Linked DNA regions of Mus musculus: regions 2, 3 and 4 are each linked to region 1. A link is a loop called in an ENCODE intact Hi-C map of the cell type or tissue named here. Cell type or tissue: gastrocnemius. All regions are shown on one strand.

Evidence for each region. A loop is a pair of places that touch in the nucleus more often than their neighbours do. Peaks named below come from ENCODE experiments on the same cell type or tissue, not always from the same donor. Only the 100,000 strongest peaks of a DNase experiment are listed, where the experiment ranks them.
Region 2: a loop joins it to region 1, with 4 times the contacts of the local background. A loop is called at or near these places in 11 of 42 quality-filtered maps.
Region 3: it touches region 1 in a loop (5-fold over the local background); 24 of 42 quality-filtered maps call a loop at or near these places.
Region 4: a loop joins it to region 1, with 3 times the contacts of the local background. A loop is called at or near these places in 26 of 42 quality-filtered maps.

The regions. Positions count from the first base shown.
Region 1 is chr19:45,307,140-45,312,139 of GRCm38, reverse strand. No RefSeq gene overlaps it. Among named protein-coding and RNA genes, the nearest start is that of Gm29595, 6.3 kb to the right of the region's middle. In gastrocnemius, CTCF peaks have their summits at 3,017 and 4,773; DNase peaks (open chromatin) are centred at 1,027 and 4,586; H3K4me3 peaks cover 2,200 bases; H3K27ac peaks cover 4,587 bases.
Region 2 is chr19:45,364,003-45,369,002 of GRCm38, reverse strand. The region is part of intron 1 of Btrc (beta-transducin repeat containing protein); the gene reads right to left. Among named protein-coding and RNA genes, the nearest start is that of Btrc, 2.8 kb to the right of the region's middle. In gastrocnemius, a CTCF peak has its summit at 4,832; no DNase peak of the experiment used is centred here; H3K4me3 peaks cover 1,268 bases; H3K27ac peaks cover 2,120 bases.
Region 3 is chr19:45,541,780-45,546,779 of GRCm38, reverse strand. It overlaps Gm41856 (a long non-coding RNA gene), which reads left to right and starts at 1,747. Exons shown (of 2, transcript XR_001782646.2): 1 at 1,747-1,816; 2 at 3,110-4,014. Gm19639 (a long non-coding RNA gene) reads right to left here and starts at 3,119. Exons shown (of 2, transcript XR_386758.2): 1 at 1,329-3,119; 2 at 434-679. In gastrocnemius, no CTCF peak of the experiment used is centred here; DNase peaks (open chromatin) are centred at 1,593, 2,070, 2,429 and 4,980; H3K4me3 peaks cover 1,563 bases; H3K27ac peaks cover 679 bases.
Region 4 is chr19:45,428,870-45,433,869 of GRCm38, reverse strand. The region is part of intron 2 of Btrc (beta-transducin repeat containing protein); the gene reads right to left. Among named protein-coding and RNA genes, the nearest start is that of Btrc, 68 kb to the right of the region's middle. In gastrocnemius, a CTCF peak has its summit at 2,443 (motif pointing right); no DNase peak of the experiment used is centred here; H3K27ac peaks cover 1,965 bases.

The sequences.
Region 1 (5,000 bases):
GGAGCGGAGGGCTGGGTGCATCCCATAAACCCAAACACCCATCAAAGGCTCATACATATGGAGCGGCGGAGATTACGGCATAAATTTGAATGTTATGAATGTACATGAGGGACAGACAGGAAGCCCACCTCATAAGGGTAGGAAAGGGACCGTTTTTGTTTTGTTTTGTTTTGTTTTGTGCATGTACAAGGGAGCTTTGTCCTCTGGGCTCCTTGGTTGTGTCTCTCCTGCATCCAGTTGTGTCCCGGATGAGAAAGAAAAGGATGTGGGAGCTGTGGACAAGGACGGGCCAGCTGTGCCTATGGGGCTCAGGCACAGGGAGTTTGGCTGTTGGGCCGTCCTTGACCCATTAAGAGAGCAAAATACCTCTGCTGTGAGCATAGCTTTCCCTCACGCCTGACCAACGTGGACAGCAACATCCATTAGAGAACAGGAGAGGCTCACCTTGACTCCCTTTTCTTGCAGCACTAGGAACTGAGCCCAGGACCTCCAACAACACACCAGTCAAGAACTCTACTACTGAGTTATCCTCCCAACCTCTAGTATGGGTAGAGGGATCCTGGAAGACAGCCCGGAGGAAGAAGTCACCATTTGCTACAGAGGGGACAAATGGCTCAGAATGGCAATTCAGGGCCCCCAGCTTTCTGTTTTTAGGTACGCGTTCACACTGCACACGGGGAGTGTGTGAGTGTGTACACACAAGTATACCCTGGACCAGGGCTCAGACCCCTCCATCGTTCCCAACCTGCAGCTGCTCCCAGAGCCGACTCTGTGATTTGTAGTGCAGGCCACCCAGGGACTTTAATCTTCACCGTGACAAATGCAATAAAAGGAACAATTTGGAGATCAGAGCTAAGGAAGACACATTTACAAACCCTTCCCCAAAGGTTGGATGGCGCTGTCACCATGTGATTTGTGCAGGAGATGGAGCAGGAAGGGGGGGAAAGGGGGAGTCGGGGAGCTGGAGAAAGCAGCTGGGCTGGGGAAGAGGAAGCACCCTGTCACTCCCCGCTCGCTGCCGGATCATGGTGGGCGGGGTTAAGCGAGATGGGGGAGGGCCAGACCAATGGGCAGCCACTGCCTCCTCCCCAGCATGATCAAGGAGCACAACTCAATTACCCCAGAAACGTGAAGCTTCAGAGATCCATCTCAGCAGTTCCAGGAGGGGGTAAGAAGAGAGGGGACAGTGGTTGAAGGAGAAAGACAGACTGGCAGAGAGGCACAGTGAAAAGGCATTGTAATGGAAAGCAACGGAGCCCCAACCCACCCCACAGAAGCCCCAGTCTGGGGAAGGAAAAAGGAGGGGTGTTCCCAGCCTATCATAAAGCCCTGGCAGGACTGGGCATAGAGCAAAATGCACAGTGAGATCCAATCTCTGACAAACTTTTGGGGCAGGCAGGCAGGCAGATCAGCTGGGAGCGCTATGGGATGAGGTCAGGCTGGGTCTGAGAACGAGGCTGGCTGGCAGATGAGGTGGTGGCAGCGGCAGGGACTAAGGGCCTTCTCCACATTTCCCTTTCTCTAGCTGTGAAATTGTGCTAGGTTAGATGATTGGGGAAATGTCTGCCTACCTTCCATCTTGGAATCTTGAACAAACGACAGATGACTCAGTGGGGAGAGATAAGGTCGGTCCACTCCCAACTCCCCAGCTGCCTTTCCAGCTGTGGTCATGCTGGTCACTGGCTGGCACAGGATTCTGGTCTGCTGAGGTTTCAACTCTACTAAGCCAAGGTCAGACCCCCAGTCCTGGCCACTCTGCCCAGTTCAGAGTTCAAAGTTCCTCCTTGGCTCTCTAAAACTTGATCATTCTTATGTCCCTCTTGGCCTCCAAGCAAGGCCACCTGTCCCAACCCCACTCCAGCCTTGAACCGGAGATGATCTCTGCCCCAAGGTCTAACTTCCAAGCCTTTTAGCTCCTAAACTATGTCAACAGCTGAAATGCCCTTGTCCTCTTCTCTCCTAACCTTCCTCCTCCACCTGTCTTTGATCTTCCCAAGGCCAATTTCCTATCAGACTGAGGGACCAGAGTCCCATGCCCGGGGGAGGGTGTGATTTCTAGGCTGAGGCATTTAGATCCTCCAAATCATCACTGCCCAATGCTGGCTGACACAGGACTGTCTTCCTCGTCATCTCCAGGGCCAGACCCAGTCCCTGTACCCAAGAAAGTGAGTCTGCCAAGTGTTTGGATAGGAGTGGAGAAGAAGAGACACCAGGGAAGATTGGGTATGTTCTACCTAAAAGTAGTCATCGTAGTGATGACCCAGGGAACACAGAGAAACTAAACCAGCCAGACTGGCTCTATGCAGGCTGATGTCACATTCGGCCCACAGTGATGAGAGCTGAGAGGTATAAAGAGCGGCAGGAGCTGCAGACAAAAGTGTGTTTTGCGTGGTGGCGCATGCCTTTAATCCCAGCACTGGGCAGAGGCAGGCGGATTTCTGAGTTCGAGGCCAGCCTAGTCTACAAAGTGAGTTCCAGGACAGCCAGAGCTATACAGAGAGACCCTGTCTCCAAAAAAAAAAAAAAAAAAAAAAAAAAAAAAAAAAAAAAGTGTTTTGGCTTGGTTTGCTTATTTATGTAAGAAATCACTGCTCAAGAATGAATGGAAGGGGTTGGGGATATGGCTTAGTGGTTAAGAGCACTGACTGCTCTTCCAAAGGTCCTGAGTTCAAATCCCAGCAACCACATGGTGGCTCACAACCATCTGTAATGAGATCTGACACCCTCTTCTGGAGTGCCTGAAGATTGCTACAATGTACTTGCACATAATAAATAAATAAATCTTTAAAAAAAAAAAAAAAAGAATGAACAGAAGGGGCAGGAGACTAAGTTGAAAACAGGCTAGCTTTCCCAAGGTATCTTTGCACCAGAGAAATGGGCTGCAAGTGTGAAAACTTCAGACCACGCGAGTGGCGAGTGCCTCCATATGGACTCCACAGTGGATAGAGGACCTGAAGGAACCTTGTGCTTATAGCTGGATGGGGCAGTTCCCATGGTCCTCTGCTGCCTCCCCCTGGAGAGGGCAGGAAGGGAGTTCTGCCCTCCTTCCAGCCGGATGCAGCTTGCTTTCTCTTCCTCATACCTGCCCCACCCAGCTCCTGGAGTTCAGACACTGGATTAAGGATCGCCAGAGAAGCAGACATGATTGAGATGAGAGGGCAGAAGGAAAGAAAGGGAAGGAGAGAGGCATTGATTTATTGCTGTGAAGGATTGGCTCACAGATCATGGAAGCTGAGAAGTACCAAGATCTGTCGCTAGGAGCTGTCACAGTAGAGCATAGTCTTAGTCCTGAGAACGACAGGTGGGAGTCCTGGTGGGAGGCTGAACCAGCAATGCCACCTCCTAGGGCAGGAGGACAAGCAGAGCTTGGTCTTCTGCTCTTTGTTCAGTGGATTGGATGCTGCCCCTCACCTGAGTGATGGCAGATCTTCCTTCTAGAAGCCGAATGACCAAAAGTGAACATTCTCCTGGGAACACCCTCACAGACATATCCAGAAATAACATTTTATTTATTTTTTTTTTTGTCACATCACACACACAGACGAGACAGACAGAGAACTTAGATATACCCAGCCTTAATGCTCATATGACAGATCCTGGAGTAGGGACTAGTGGAGGGTGGGGGTTGGAAGGTGGAGTGCACCGTGGGAGGTTGGTATGGATTGGGCAGGGAGAACTCAGTCTAGACACTCGTTCAAAGTCTTAAAAACACTTGAGGAGCAAGAGAGTGGGCAAGCATAAAGAGGGAGACTTATTAAGTAGAGAGTCTGAACAGGGGGCCTCCTAGGGGGGAAAGACAGGGCAAGGAGCTCCTCTCAGAATCCTATAGTCAGGCCTTAACCATCTCTGATCTGAGTGAGGGGTGGGCTGGCTCAGGCCTCCAAGGGCACCCTGAGAAGGAGGCCATGAGAATGGTTCATCTTTCTTCCTGTTGGTCAGTGGATAGGGCAGGCAGAGCCTGGGCTGCAGGTCTTCACTTCCACTTCCTCTTCTGAAGTCTAGAGTCGCTCAGACTCAGTCATTGTCTGATGAAACCACGCTACCACACAGAAGTTCGCTACACGCTCCCAAGTGTGTGAAGGAGATCAGACTAAAACATCTGTACCTCACCCCACATCCAGGACTCAGGGGAAGAAGGGTCAAACCAGTGATGTGGCTTCCTGCCCCTGGCTTGGTGTTCTGAGTCTGGTCTTAGAACCTCTTGTCCTTTGGTAGCATTTAAGGTCAGAGTAGGTGGGAGGGTAGATGCGTTGACCGTGGGAGGCCTGCCTCTGTCCCTATCTTTGCCCTGCCAGTTCTCAGTGCCCTTTGGAAGTTTATAGTCATATAAATCGCAGAGTCCCATACCAGGCTTAGAGCCTGTGACTATAAATAGACATGAAGTAAACAAGGTGGCAGATGCAGGGGCTTGGGACAAGACAGAAAATCTGCCCCTCTTCGCTTGGTCAGGGGCCAAGGCACATCCGTGGAAAGGGATAGCTTCTCTCTTCACCTCTCTTCCCCTGACTGCTGGCTTCTGGCTGCCCATGACTCTGGGCTTCTAGTCCTTTCTCTCTGGGGAATATCATCCAAGGCGATTTTCCGCTCCAAGTCTCCCTACTGGCTTGTTCGGTTTCATCTTGGCAAGTCAAGAGGACGGTGGGGTGTCTCCATTACTCTCACTACCCCCGCCCCAACACTCACATGCTGGCTCCTTCCACCTGCTTCATACTCTGTACCCAGTTCCTCTAACAAGTCTAAAAAGGTGTTGCCCCTGCTAACCACAGCTCTACCACCAGGGGTGCCCGGATTCCTCCTCTGCTCTAACAGCGGAAGGGATGTTAATGCTCTCAGGCAGGCAACTTACTAAGAAAACTGGAGAAAGGAAACACAGAATCTCACTTCCTAGCCAATATTCCTTGCCCAAGTACAGATCATAATAGCACACAGATTTCCTGCCATTGAGATTGACTGACAGCTGCCTTGTTAATTGGAGTTTCTTCCCATCACTCCTGGGCTTT
Region 2 (5,000 bases), 57 kb before region 1:
TGGCTCCTGAGGAAGGCATCTGGAGCGGACCTCAGAAACACACAAAATAAAAAAAAGTTACTAAATTGTATTAATTCGCTCAGTATCGTTTCTACTCAGCTTAGAAGCACCTAGCGAAGGAGATCCTATTAGTTTTTTGAGACGTTCACATCAGACAAAGATGTGAACCCAAGCGTTCTGCAATATCACTCACAAAGTCAGCTGGTCCCATTCATACATGCAGCCTGCACACCCAACTAAAAGAGCATTTAAGGCAGCAGATTACAGAGGACGGCGTCCAGGAATTCTTCCTTCCTGTGCATTAATGCTATTCTTCCCATCCAGCAGGTACACGTTCTCCCCATGCCCACCAGCCCTGATTTTAGATTAACCTTGACTGGACTCAAACACGATGACATTAGAGATGGTCTCATTTTTTTTCTTATCTTGAATTTCAAATCCAGCACAAGAGCATTGGGCAGTTTCTGCCTCTTATTTCCTGGAATCCTCATTGGAGTACAACAAAGCACCATATTTAAATGTTCATACAATAAAAAGCAGGCTCTCAACCTTATCTGAACTAAGCTTAGCCTCAACCCGAGGATGCTCCCATCTCTGCCTCCTACATGTTAGGAATACAGTTATGTGTTGTTATATTCAGCAATGTTCACCTTGTCATGCTATTTTGCTTACTAGCTATTTAAAAAAAAAAGTGTCTTAGCCAGGATGTAGTGGTATATATGCCCTTAATCCCAGCACTTGGGAGGCAGAGGCAGCTGGATACGTTTGGGGCCGGCCTGGTCTACAGAGTGAGTTCCAGAACATCCAAGAGTACAGAGAAAACCCGTCTTGAAAAAGAAAATAAAAATAAAGGAGCAAAACAAACAACACATCTTGGGGCCAGGGAGATGGCTCAACAGTTAGGAGCACTGGCTACTCTTTCAGAGGTCCTGAGTTCAATTCCCAGTACCCACATGGTGGCTCACAACCATCTGTAACTGTAGCCTCATGGAATCGGATGACCTCTTCTGGTATGCAGATAGATGCGCATGCATACAAAACATACATATACATAAAATATATTTTTTTAAATCTTAAAATTATTTTCCTGCTTGATCTTGAGACTGGCTGGGAAGGAATACATTTCTCCTGTTTCTTTCTTTTTTTTTTTTTGTTTTTTTTTTTTTTCGAGACAGGGTTTCTCTGTGTAGCCCAGGCTGGCCTCGAACTCAGAAATCCGCCTGCCTCTGCCTCCCGAGTGCTGGGATTAAAGGTGTGCGCCTCCACCGCCCGGCATTTCTCCTGTTTCTTAGACCAAGCACACCTTTTCTTCCTTAGTACATTGTGCTGAGGAGGCCTAGCTCCTCCCCATCAATTTCGTTTGGCTGCTGAGGCCATCTTCCAGCCCGTATCTTTTCTGAGGTTCTCACTCTTGTGGACTAAGAAACGGTCCCTCCGTACCTGCTAATGCTGGATGAGAGAGATCAGCGGTGCAGAATGGTTTGTGCAAACTACTGCTTTCTTCTCACTAATCTGCTTTCAGAAGTTAAAGATTCAGCTTGCACTACCCTTCCCAAGTATCAGAGGGCAAAACCATGTGAATGGTCTACTTGAAATTTGTAGTAACATTAAGAACAATCCATTGTTTAAAAATAAGTACAATGTTCATGTGATATTAATTAAACTCATGAAGCATTCCATTGCATGATGGCTTTCTCAATAAATTTTACATCATATTCTTTAAACCGAAGCTGGATGTGGCGGCATACAACTTTAATCCCAGTGCTTAGGAGACAGAGGCCAGCCTGGTCTACATAGAGAGTCCTAGGATAACCAGGGCTACACAGAGAAACCCTGTGTCAAGAAAGAAAAAAAAGTTTAAAAAATTATCAAGCTTGTTATTAGCAACTAAAATTTTCAGTTTGACTAAAGGATAACCTTCCACTGTGAGTACAGAGTAGTGCATTAATTGCTTGATGCAAGCTCAAATAAAATACCTTCTCTACCTTAAATTTGACTCTGAACGGAAAGACACCATATAGTGGGGTACATGGTACCCGAGGGGAAGCTGTGACTTACTCAGATTCATAATAAGGGTGTGGCTGAGCCGAAAGAGAATTGGAACCCTCCGTCTCGACCTCTCTTACTGAGGTGTCCTTCTTGGCCACTCTCCCAGTTGTGGCCTTTTCTCAAAAAGCAGCCACAACGGCAGGCAAGGCCAAAAGAGAAAGTAGCCAAATGTAAAGGAAAACTTAGCTTCTCCCTGTGACTGACTCAACTTTCATTCATGTGTGGTGCCCTCAAAACTACAAACTAGTACTTAGCCACCTCAGAGTCGGGCACTGTCAACACCTAACTCACAAAGCAGAGCTGAGGGAGTTCAGAACGTTCCTAGGCTAAGGATCACAGGCAGCAGTACGGGGTGATCTCACAATGTCTCTTTATGATTGCTAAGTCTCATTATTCCATAAATCTAATTAAATGGCAGGTTCCTCTTCAGAGCCAACCCTCGAAACCGGAAAACAAAACTGAGCACTTTTCTGACTTACAACTGGAAGCTGGCTGAGGGCATAAAAGCAGTACTGACTTACTCCCATCCTCTCCCCCAAGATTTCAAGGTCTCTGCTCATTTGCTTGTTTGTAAACAGGGTCTCAAGTAGCCCTGGCAGACTTAACTCCTGACCCTTCCGCCCAGTGCTAGGATTACAGACATTCACCACCACACCTAGCTAGCTTGTTTGGTTTTTTTGTTTGTTTATGGTCTGTTGACACAGGGTATAATTCCGTATGTAGCCCAAGCTGGCTTTCACCTGGCCAATACTCCTGCCTCTTCCTCACCATCCTCCTGCTTGTTCTCTTCCTCCTCCTCTCCTCCTCTTCCTTTTCTTTTTTGTGTTTTTCAGACAGGTTCTTACTATGTGCCTTTAGCTATCCTAGAACTCACTATGTAGACCAAGCTAGACTCAAACTGAGATCCACCTACCAGTCCAGATGTAGGCCACCTTCCCCAGCCTGACTCCACTTCTTAAGTACTGGAGAATAAGGTACAAGCCACAATTCCAGACCTGGGGTCTCAATATTTTAGAAGGTCAACACAGGACAGAAATTCAAGAAATGTCTTTTGGCTCAATAGAATTTTGTGAATGACAAACTTGTGTTTCTGAAGGTACGGATACAAAGTAATGTTTTTGTTGTTTGGCTTTTAGAGACAGAAGTTCTCTATGTAGTTCTGCTGTCCCAGAGCTCATACTACCTGGAGCTGGTACTCTAGACAAGGCTGGCCTTGAACTCAGAAATCAGTCTTGCCTCTGCTTCCCAAGTGTTGTTCCCAAGCCACCACAGCCCAGCTAAAATTTTATCTTTTTAATACACTTTATTTATTTATTTATTTATTTATTTATTTATTTTACGTGTATGGATGTTTTGTCTGCATGTATGTCTGTGCATCACCTGTTCACCTGTGTACATGGTGGGGGGGTGGGGGGGGAGTCCAGAAGAGGGTGGACTGGAGTTAAACCACTGTGAGTAGCCATGTGGGTGCTGGGAATCAAGCCTTCATCCTCTAGAAGAGCAGCAATGGTCTTAACTGCTGAGCAGCCTCTCCAGTCCCCAAAATAAAAAGTTAAATTTGACCAGCTTCTATAAATATGAATGGGACAATTTAAAACCTAATTTCAACTAAGTTAGTATCTATGTTTATCAAATTTGTTATGGCATTTTAGGCAAAGGCACAAAAAAACTATTCAACCAAGGAATGCTATTTGAAAGATGGGTTACAATTACTTCTGAAAAAAAACAAAAACAAACAAACAAATAAACAAAAAACCACAAGACTTGATTGAAAATAATGCATTATCCCTAAGACCACCTGTTAAGCTTAAAAAAAAAATCTATGCATCCATCCTTCTTTAGATGTAACTAGAGGCTGGTTTACACCTAGGCTATACAAGAAAGCATCAGATTAAAAGCATCAAATATCAGACTGGTCAAGGTTGCCAAAGACAAGCACAGCAAAGGAGAACCACCATACAAAGTTACAGAAACAGGGCCTAAGGGGTTGACACAGACCCTAAAAATGCAATACTCACTCTGTACTACAACCTAAAACTCACGGGCAACCACCAATCCCGACTTATCTCACTTTCTCTACTCCCTACATCCTTCCTCTGAAATTTCCTCACATCTCATTTCTCCAAGGACTTTCTTCTCACAGAAAGCAATACAGCACCTGGCTTCCCCCACTTTTTACTACCTCACCACTGAAGGCCCAAGTTTTGTTTTGATTTCTCTTATTGGTTATTAACCTTGTCCCCACTCACCTGTAACTACATTTCTTTCATCGCTTTGTCCTTACCACAAATAATTTTGACCCTCTCCTTCAAAACAGAGCACGTATCTCCTTTCTGATATTTGTAATTCTAGCTCACAATCAACACTGTCTTTCTCTCCCAGGAACTGTCACCATAGCCCTAGGTCTGAGTCCTTATCTTCTTAAATGAGGCCTCTTCCAGAGTTTGCCAACATTAGTAGAGCTAACTGGGATTCCACCCTTAGCCCTTAGGCAAAGGCTATCTTCTCAGCCCATCCTACAAAAATACTTGCCTCCCAGCCATGGTTTTCCCACTTTCGCCGTTACAGCCATCAGTTTCCAGCCCTGCCCAGTTTCCCCCTGCCCCCAGTGTCTGTCTTGCCATTATCCTATCTCCACTATTCCCCACTCCTGAGTGCACCTCCTCTCCCAGGCCTTACCCGTAACCCTGACACCGGGAAGGCCCCTGCCAGCGTCCACAGGCGTCTCTCCACCCGGGTTCCTCCGCTCTTCAGTAACTGTCCCCACGCCCCTTTCCCTCTGGGGCCCCGCGCGCCGCCAGGAGCCCCCACCTCGAATGAGCTCCCGCTGTCACTTGGCCTCTCTTCCACAAGATGGCGGAGCTGCTGCCCCCACCCCAGGGTCCCCTCTGTACCCTCCTGCACCCTCCCCCAAGCTCAGGTCCAGTCCCTCCCTCCGCCTCGCCACTGGC
Region 3 (5,000 bases), 230 kb before region 1:
GTTTATTTCAGCAGTTTTACCAAGCCCTACTTAGCTCAGCCCTACATGTGGATATGCAGTCTCCAGCTAGATTTTGTTTTGTTTTTGTTTTTTTGAGACAGGGTTTCTCTGTGTAGCCTCTGCTCACTTTGTAGACCAGGCTGGCCTTGAACTCAGAAATCCGCCTGCCTCTGCCTCCCAAGTGCTGGGATTAAGGGCACCACCACCGCCCAGCTCCATTTTACAGATGGAAAGCCTGAGTCCTGGGCTAGAAAGATGGTTCAGGGGTCAAGAGCATGTATTGCTCTATCAGGTCCCGGTCCCTGAGTTCAATTCCCAGTGCCCACACCAGGCAGCACACGACTGCCTAAAACCCTGGTTCCCAGGGATCCAAAGCCGCTGCCACTGCAGGCATCTGTGCTCGTACATGCCTGTACACAGACAGACACACATGTCCCAGAGAGGTTCTTTTTATTGTCCCAAGTCATGCAACATGTGTCAGAGATGAATGTCACTCAGGTCTCCGTGATTCCGCCCAGCTGATTCCCTTGTTCCGCTCCGCACAGATCTCACTGAGCCTTTTGTCTCCCCTCCTTTCCTCTCGTCCCTCAAATCTGCAGAGAGAGTTGACGCTGACTGCCCTGAAACCAGGGTTCAGTTTGGCTTTGAGACTGGGTTTCACTATGGTAGCCCCAGCTGCCTGTGAAATGAGAATTCAACACAGCCTCCTGAAGGTGGAGTCTTACAGGCTACCCCACCAGTCTGGCTCAAACCTGGGCTTTGATTCGTGAGTTTCCTGCTCTGAGAGAGAATGGCCAGTTGTGTACACCATCATGAAAGAAGGAGTAAAGGCAATGCCACCTCCTGAGGCCTGCCAGAGTGGAGCACACACACGGACAAACCAATATATGCCTGCTCCACCTAGACAGGGCCCTCGGAGTCCTGCCCTGCGACACTGACACGTCTTCTCCTAACTCCCAGCTCCTCGGGGCCTCTGATGGATCCTGTCTCATCCCTTTGACCTTCTTGACATTGTTTGGAATACTTTTAGTTCAGTTTGATCAGGGAATCTGAATTTGGTCAGCCCACCCTCCCTGCTGGCCAGTCAAACACCAAGTTGGGAAGGAATCAACCCTGAGCTGTGTGCTCTCAAGCAGTATAATGGGGACTCTCAGAAGGCCGTTCCAGAAAGAGAACCTTGAACCCTGGGACTGTCCCTCCTCCCTATGGGAACACCCCAGCTTCCCACCCCATAGGTTAAAGACTTGAAGCCCTACTCCACTGCTTTAGAGAATCAAGGCTCTGGTGTCTCAGGACCCCCCTGGCCCTCCTTACCAGAAGAGACCTACCTGGCCTGCCAAGGTCTCTAGGGAGGTGGCAGGTGATGGATGACTGACCCATATGCTCCGAGCCTGGCCTGCCTCAAGTTCAGCTCTCTTGTCCTCGCTCCTCCAGTTTTGAATAGACAAAGGAATTTTCTGGAATCTTGGTGCAAGGAGTGTTCCAAAAGCAGGGGCATGCAGAGCTCCCGGCTGCCCTCCGTCTGTCCTACGGGACGGGAATATCCAGGGCGGGGACAGCGAGCGCGTTTCCTGAGAGGCGCCGGCAGAGGGTGCGCGAGGACCGGCGAAGAGGTCCGCTGCTAAGCCGGGCGAGCTCTTGAGAGGAGGGCCAAGCCACGCTCCTCTAGGACCCGGGCGCTAGGGAAAGGGTCCGGCTCCTCGAGTGCAGGTCCCGCCCGGTGCAGACGCAGATCCACTCCCTTCTGAGGGCGGAGAGACCCTTGCAGCATCCGTCTGGAGTAGGGAGGGACTGAAGTGACCGAGGAGAGAATCGGGTGAGACTTCTTCTCAGACTCATCTCGGGTCAGGACTCCGTGCCTCAGTTTCCCCTTCAGGATTTCTGTTCTTGTTGATGGAAGCTATAACCTGGAAGAGCTATGAGGGAGATGACCGAGGACAATCTGGTTACCCTTTTCTTGGCGCAGCCATCTAAACACACTTCAGCGGTGAAAGAGATGGACGGAGACAGGAGAGAGTGGCCGAGGGACAGGCACGCTGGGCAGCCCGGGGTTGGGAGGGAGCCGAGAAGGACGGTCACAAGGGCTGGGGCGGGTCCCTATGAGCCTGAGGGACGTCTGCTGCTACCCTTCCGGGCCGCGTTCAGCACTGACTCCTTCGCTCCTCTAGTCCCCCAACTTCTCCCCCCCCCCCGCCCCCGCCCCCCCCCCCCCCCCAGCGGCGGTGATTTATGGCTGGGCCAGACCTGGCGACCTTGGACGGATAACTAATGACGGGTCAATAACGCTACAGAAAAAGTGAAGTGAGAGAGAGCCGAGGCCCATCCCTTCTGCCCCCTTCCCATCCTCCACTTGGTGTCATTACTGAAGCCTCCTTGCAAGGGTGGGAGGCTCCCCAAGGCCAAGACCTTGACAGGTCTGGTGGTTAAGCCAGCTGAAATGGGGGTGGGGTGAGACCTGAACACACTGCAGAAACCCCAAGGGGAGGGCCACTTGTGTGGGTCCTAGGAGGAAGTCAGTTTCTGAGAAAGTAAAGGCATTTGAAATTGCTCCAGGCACGCCAGAAGGAGCCTTGGGAGGAAGGCTGTGCGGTAGTCAGCTGGCCCCACTTCTCCCTGTCTCTTTTCTTCGGCCAGTTCTCTATGTCCTCTCGCTCCTTTCCTCACCAGCTCCCAGGATGTCAGTGTTTGCTTCTGTTTTCCAGACACTTTGCCCGGGGTGGGAGTGGGGGTGGGGGTGGGGGTGGGGGTTTCCTGTTTGCATGAGAACTGGGGTGGCTGGGCATCTGAACTCATGTCTGCATTATCTGGGGAATGGACCAGTGCCTCCTTTTCTTAAATCTGCCAACTTCTTCGACCCTGTTTGAGATGCCCAGCTCCCACTTTATTTTAGAGCCCTGGGTGGATGTAAACAATCCAGACCTGCCTCGAGTTCCTGCCTCTCAAACAGCAGGCAAAGGCAGAGCCTAGGTGCCAATGTGGGCTTTTCTGTCTCCTGCCTGTGTGGGGACACCTTGAAGGGCTCTCACTGAGGACGCAGCAGAGGGAGATTCTGAGGCCTGCCATCTGACTCAATGCTTTAAACCATAATCTCCCCACTCCTCCACCCCAGGGTCCTGGTCCTTCCCCTGCTGGCTCCCCCTTAACTGTTGTCAGCTCTGACTCCAAAGAAGATACCCAAAGACACAGAGACAAGAACATTCTGCATCTAGATTAAACCTGTTAAACCCACAGAACTGCCTTGGACGTGCAGGGCAGTGGGAGTGGCCTCGTGCCTGAGGGTGCCAGACAGTCTCTGTGTCACAGGTGGACTCCTGTGGGAACATCTATCAAGGCATTTACAGATTCATTCAGTGGACCAAGAGCACATGGATGGATGCCCTGTGCTGGAGGAGCAGGGGCCACACCGAGGAGTCCGAAGGACAGCTATGTAAAGGGAGTGGCAAAGGCATCGACACAGGAGGCAGTGGTCCTAAATGTCCACCCATCCCTTATTCCACCTCCAGCCTTTTCCCTTTTCTAAGCCACAGGCACCACTTACTGCTCTCCAAACCTCTGTGCCACCTCATCCTGAAAACCTCAGGGGTCCCAGCTCCAGGTTTAGCTGCTTAATATTCAAGGTCCATCAAAACATAGGATACCCTGTTTAAAAGTTATAAGGAGTTTCGTGATGGAGATAGCAGAACTAACATAGCAGGCTCGAGCTTCTTGGGATTGCACAGGGTGTCCGTGAAGTGAGCCCTGCTTGCCTTCCATCCAGTGACATGATGCTGTACTCTCTCTCAGTCCTCCTGAGCCCCCTGCTACAGAACCTGGGAAAACCTTCCTCTTGTCGCTGGTACCACTCACCTGGACTCCAAGCCCCACCCCCTAACCCTGCTTCTCCCTACATGCCTCTGCTGCTATATCTCTTGCTTGGAACTCAATTCCTCTAGAAAATTCCCTCCTTCGGCCGTCTCCTCCAGGAAGGCTCTTGATTTTCCACATAATAAACGACGCATTGGGTCAAAGCACAAATCACTCTCACGTTCACTCATAGCCATTTGTCTGGCCCCTCCAGCAAGCCTAGCGTTTTAGATGACGGGATGGTGCCCTATTCATCATCAGAGCTCTGCCAGTGCCAGCTGACACCTGCATGGCGGGGGCTCAGTTAATATTTGTTGATGCGGCTGCGGACATCTTCTGCCTGTGTGTTCAGGTTTGGACTCCTGTATACTGAGCAGCCTGCCAGGCCTGTGTACAGGCACACACATCTCTGCTGTACGCGTCCAGATGTCGGTACCGTGTGTGTGCAGTCATACAAGGAACACACGCACACTGCAATCTAAGTGTGTTCTCTTCCATCCCCCTTTTAAGATGGGGTCTCTTCTGTATCTCTGGCTGACTTTGAACTTGATAAGTAGCTGAGGGTGACCTTGAACCTCTGACCTTGCTCCTTTACTTCCCAAGTGCAAGGATTACAGACCTGTGCCAGCATCCTAGTTTATGCAGTTTTAGAGTTCAAACCCAGGGCTTCAGGCTTGCCAGGAAAGCACATACTAGACCAACTAAATGACATCCCAGACTCTTTCCTGTTTTGCTTGTTTGTTTCAATTGGGTCTGGCTAAAGCATAGGTTGCCTGGAACTCTCCACCCTCCTGCCTCAGTTTCTTTAGTGCTAGTAATAGAGGTGCGCACCACCACTCCTAGCTTGTAAACCGTCTCTGCAGGAATGTGCACGAATCCGAGGGGCGTGGGTACGTGTGGCTCTAAGCTTGAGTTTATGCTGATAGCTATGTACCCAGATCCATGAGGCAGTAAAGGACGTGTGTGTGCCTGGCCCTGCGAGGTTGGGGTTGTGCCTGGACAAGAGCCGCAGGTGCACCGTGCAAGGACACAGGCGGCTGGCGCGTGTGCAGGCCATGTGTGTGCACAGCTGCGTGTCCTGGCAGGCGGGACGCCCCGTGCGCCCCCTGCGCCCGCTGAGCGCGCTGCTTTGTTCCTCCGCCGCGGGCGGCCGCGTG
Region 4 (5,000 bases), 120 kb before region 1:
AGTGTTACTATAAAATACAAATTTTGCATATTAAAGTATTTTTCTTACTAAAATTTCAGTCTTTGATAAATTCACCATTTGAGTAATATCAAAATAGTGGAGGTTGGGCTGGAGAGATGATCAAACAATTAAGAGTATATTTGCTTTTCCAGAGGACCTGCATTCGATTCCCAACACCCACATGGCAGCTCACAACTGTCTGTAAACCCATACTCTAATACAAACATAAATGCAGGCAAGACACCAATACACATAAAATAAAAATACATTTAAAAAAAAGCAATGTAGGTTTGGGGCTGGTGAGACAGCTCAGCAGGAAAAGCCCGACTTTAACCCCACAAAGAGAGGAGAGGAACCTGTGGCAAGCTGTCCTCACCTCCACATACACGCCCTACACATATGGAATTCAAAATTTTAAAAATCTAACCAATAAACAAACACACACACAGTGGGTGAACTTGTATTTGCACAGCAACATCATGCCATGGTCGGCAGTGGGGAAGAGTGTCACTGTGGTCAGCAGCAAGGAGCAGACAACGCCACTGTCCACTCATACCTGTCCATAACCGCTTTCCTGACTTCCTGCTGCAGACACAGATGAGAGGCCTAACGTGACTCTTCCTCATGTTGGGGTTCTCCATAAGCCCTGAGACCCACGTACTGACTCGACTTTACCCTCACAGCTTGTTTCTGTTTCAGTGTTAGGTTCATTTGGCTTTGCTGGCGCCACTTCTCTTTAACATTGTCCCTTTTTATGTGCTTAAGGCCACTACTTCCAACCCTATGAATGAAAGCGGACAAATAGGGGAGAAAGGAATGAACTGTGAACACCTCAAACAAGAAAGGTTGCTTAAAAAACTAAGTGTCACATTCTGACAGTTCAATATTTCATGACCAATACAAGGAATGTGCAACGGCACTGCAACTTTAAATCTTCGCCTCTGTGTCAGTCTCTCTCTCTCATTGTAATGCCAAAGGGAACAGCAATCAGAGTGGAGATGTTCAACGTGATGGAGGTCAGGACACCATCGGATCAACGTGCCAGAAACACGACCTTGTTTATTTTTTTCCCCAGTATTATTGTTTACAGGGTGCTTTGCCCGTGTACCTTGTGGTTCTTAGCTAAAAGATGAAATTACAGCCCAGGATGAAGCGCTCAGGCACACATCCAATTTGTGTTTCCATCTCAGAAAACAAAAAGCTTCTAAGGCCCTCAGGCTGCCATTCAAACTTGGAGGCTGACATTTTTAACAGCATGAACCAGAGAATGGCAGAGAGAATGATCTAATGCATTTCTGACTTGTCAATCAAAGATCTCACCTCTGCTGTCTTGTAAACAGTTGGGGGCCATCTAACTACATTCATAAACCTACGGAGAGCTTCCTGCCAGCTGGGGTGCTGGAAGCACATGCTCTGGCTTCCATCACCAAAATCATGATTCAGTTTTATAATCTCGCTGCAAATAGCACACAGGCACATTTCCAGGACTACTGAAATAGAACCAGAGCAGGGAATACAAAAGAGATTTTGGTCAAACAGTGATTTTCAAGCTGTTGGATTCCTGTATCCATCTTATCCTCATTTTACTAATTTCCCTCAAAGGACTGTACTATGCTACAGTTGATATGCTTAAAAAATTAACAACCTGCTACTTAAAAAAATCGAGGGGAAATACATTAATATTAAACTAGAAATGTCCCTTATGGTTTACTATCAGTAAAGAAAGTCATACAAAGTAGTGACTTGTGCAAAAGATAGAAATTACATTGCTGTTAAACTACAGCAGCTTCATTTAAATTAAGCTAATGAGGGGCTTTCATTCAAATATAAAGCTTTTGGCTCTTATGGATGAACCTTTACATTTTCTAGCTTGAAGTGGCGAGTAGGTTTATGTGTAGCGTGAAAATCTAAGGGGACTGCTAACGCCTCGTGCTTTCACTTAGTCCTGACTATATGGACCAACACATAAAAACCAAGCTGACTTTAAAGTTCACGTATGAAAAGGAACAGCTGCCTTCGTCATGCAAATTTTACAGGTCACAGAACTCCAGCTTAACTCATACGAAGACACAGGCAGTAGCTCTTCACTGTACACCTAAAGACCTTAAGGCCAGGTGACAGATCACCCAGCAAAAGAAGATAAACTGCAAAACCCTTCTCCTGCTTTCTAAATAACTATCTCAAAACATAACATCCCTGGTCTCCAGAGAACTGTGTGTAAGGATGCAGAAAAGCTCAGAAGAAAAACAAACTCACATGCACCAGCTCCTAATGGAAATGTGCTACAGTGCATAGGGTCCTCTGAAGCCAGTCAGGAGTGCACGCTCTTGGGTTGCTCACATGCTTGCTTGTTAATTTTAAATAAAGCATTCTTTTTTTTTTTTTAAAGATTTATTTATTATTTTATGTAAGTACACTGTAGCTGTCTTCAGACCCACCAGAAGAGGGCGTCAGATCATGGTGGTTGTGAGCCACCATGTGGTTTCTGGGATTTGAACTCAGGCCCTTCAGAAGAGCAGTCAGTGCTCTTAACTGCTGAGCCATTTCTCCAGCTCAAAGCTTTCTTAAAACACCCTGGCATAAATAAATGACAAAGAAAGAGTTTCCTGAATAATGCCTGCCTACCACCGCCTGCCTAACACGGAGACTCTTTATCTCCACAGGATGGAGGCAAAAACATTAACAAAGGACCACAGTGGAAGAGGAGTGCATAGCCTTGGCAGCCACAGACCCACCCAACAATTCCTGACCAGCACAGAAAGAACACACATACAACCATGGCCTCTGTATGCACAAAGAACGGAAATAACTGGGAATCTTCGAACATAAAGAAACAACATGCCTCTCTCAGAGGACACAGATTAGTCTAAGTGCCCACAGAGAGGATCTGTCACTTAGGTAGGGCACCTCCAAAGGCCGCCGCCACCCTCTTCCCACCAGGTCCATTCCTATGGTTTGCATCCCTGGCATCTGCACTATCATCTGCACTATCATCCCCTTCACAAGGTTCTGACCAAGTAAAAACACTTGAGGGAAAGCAAATCCATTACTATTGAATATATCTAAACAAAGGAATAAATACTTTGAGAAGATTTTTACTTTTCACATCCATCATGAAGAATAAAAATGTTTCAAGGAAATCTGATTTGTCTCACAAGATGATGATTTTGGCATATTCTAAACACCAGATAAAGTCATACATTATCCCATAAGTGCACATTAGCTACACTTGGACATGTCAAAACACTCAGCAACTGAGGATTGTGTTTTTAACAAACCTGAAATAAAATAGTTCAACAACCAAGCAAGTAGCTGGAAAGGCAATCAGCGGAAGATGTCACTTCTCCAATACAGGTTATTTTCAAGATAAGGCAAAAATGTAGCCGAACTTGGGTCATTTTTACTTTTAACACTTGAAGTACACATAAAAGATGAAAGTAACATTAGATTTCAATGTACCCAATACTTTAAAACAATTTCACTATATTTTTTTATAATTTTGTGTTTCACCTACACACACACACACACACACACACACACACACACACACACAGGGTGCGGGGTGGGTGGGAGTGTCAGCATTCTTAACTGTCACAGACCTGGAGTGACTCTGGTTGCCAGGAAGCTTCAGCCATTCCCCTGCCTCCGCCCCTCCACACTGCTTGGATTACATGAGGCTACTTAGTGGATGCTGATTTGAAGCCACATCTCCTCATGCTTACATAGCAAGCAATCTTGCCCTCCGAGCCATCTCCTCTGCCCCTCGCTATAAAAACATCTTCAAAAATATATTTCTAACATTTCGCACATATGCTTTAAAATTGGACTTTAGTCTTAAGTCCAAAGATTCATCAATATGTTGGCTTTCAACCTTTCTCTAGCCTGATGTTCATTGTACTCAGCACTTCAACTTTGCTCCGTTCTTTTACAAAGTAAGGGTACGCTGCAATCAACAGTCAAATGCTCATCCAAATACACGCTGCACCGCAGATAAAGACGTAGACACCATTGAAACTGAATGTTCAGTCAGTTGGCTGGCAATGGCGGTCTTTAATAGCCTAAAATGTGCATTTGTTCATGAACAAGAGTCCAAATTCAGTATACAGAATCCAACTCAGAGGGGACCAGCACAGTGAGTTGTAAGAAAGCCAAATGTATGAAATCTGAGGACTTCCCATAAATCAGACTCGGCATGTTTTTCTTTTCTCTGTGCAAATGTGTGATGTCTGGAATGACTGTTAACTGTCATGGTTTCTTTCTGAATGCAGAGCATCTGTATGCTGTATAGGAGGGGCCACCACAATACTATGCCTCCTCTCCTGACCCTGGATTGTTATTGGATAGTTTTCTTCAAATTATCTAAGTCTGTTCATTCACTGATTCACCAGAAGTATGAAATATTACTTTTGACAATGGGAGAATAAATGAAGAAAAAACATAGTTCAACCTTCAAAGAATTCAGTCTTGCAGAAGACAAAGACACAGATAATCAGAGCAGCACAGAATAGCTGTGGCAGCACATCTCTGCTGCTGCATATTCTGGGCACAAATGTGTGGCTTGCCTGAGAGAGAAAGGAGAACAGATCTGGAAAAACCTTAATCCTGTCTCAACCTGAACACAATTAACGATAGAGTTACTGAGAAAGGTGGACATCCCCAGGCAAAGGCAGATGGGGTAGGTGTGTGGAAGGCCTCAGATGGCGTGATTAGAGAACACAAAGGCAGGTGTCCTGGAGTTTGGTCAACACGGCTATTTTCAAACAGTGGGACTCCTGTACTCATGCTGCACTGTAATTGCAGTAGTTGAGAATTATATGAAAGGGAGAGTTGTGAAGTAGAAGCCAGGTTCAATCTTCACTCAGCCTAAAACCATGTAAGCAACCGTCCACAAAATAGAGAGTGGCCGCTCTCATCAGGAACACCAGCTGCGAGCTGTGGCCTGGGCAAGCACGTAATTTACCTGAAATTCCGAAGTGCTAACTAATATTGGTAAAAATGTT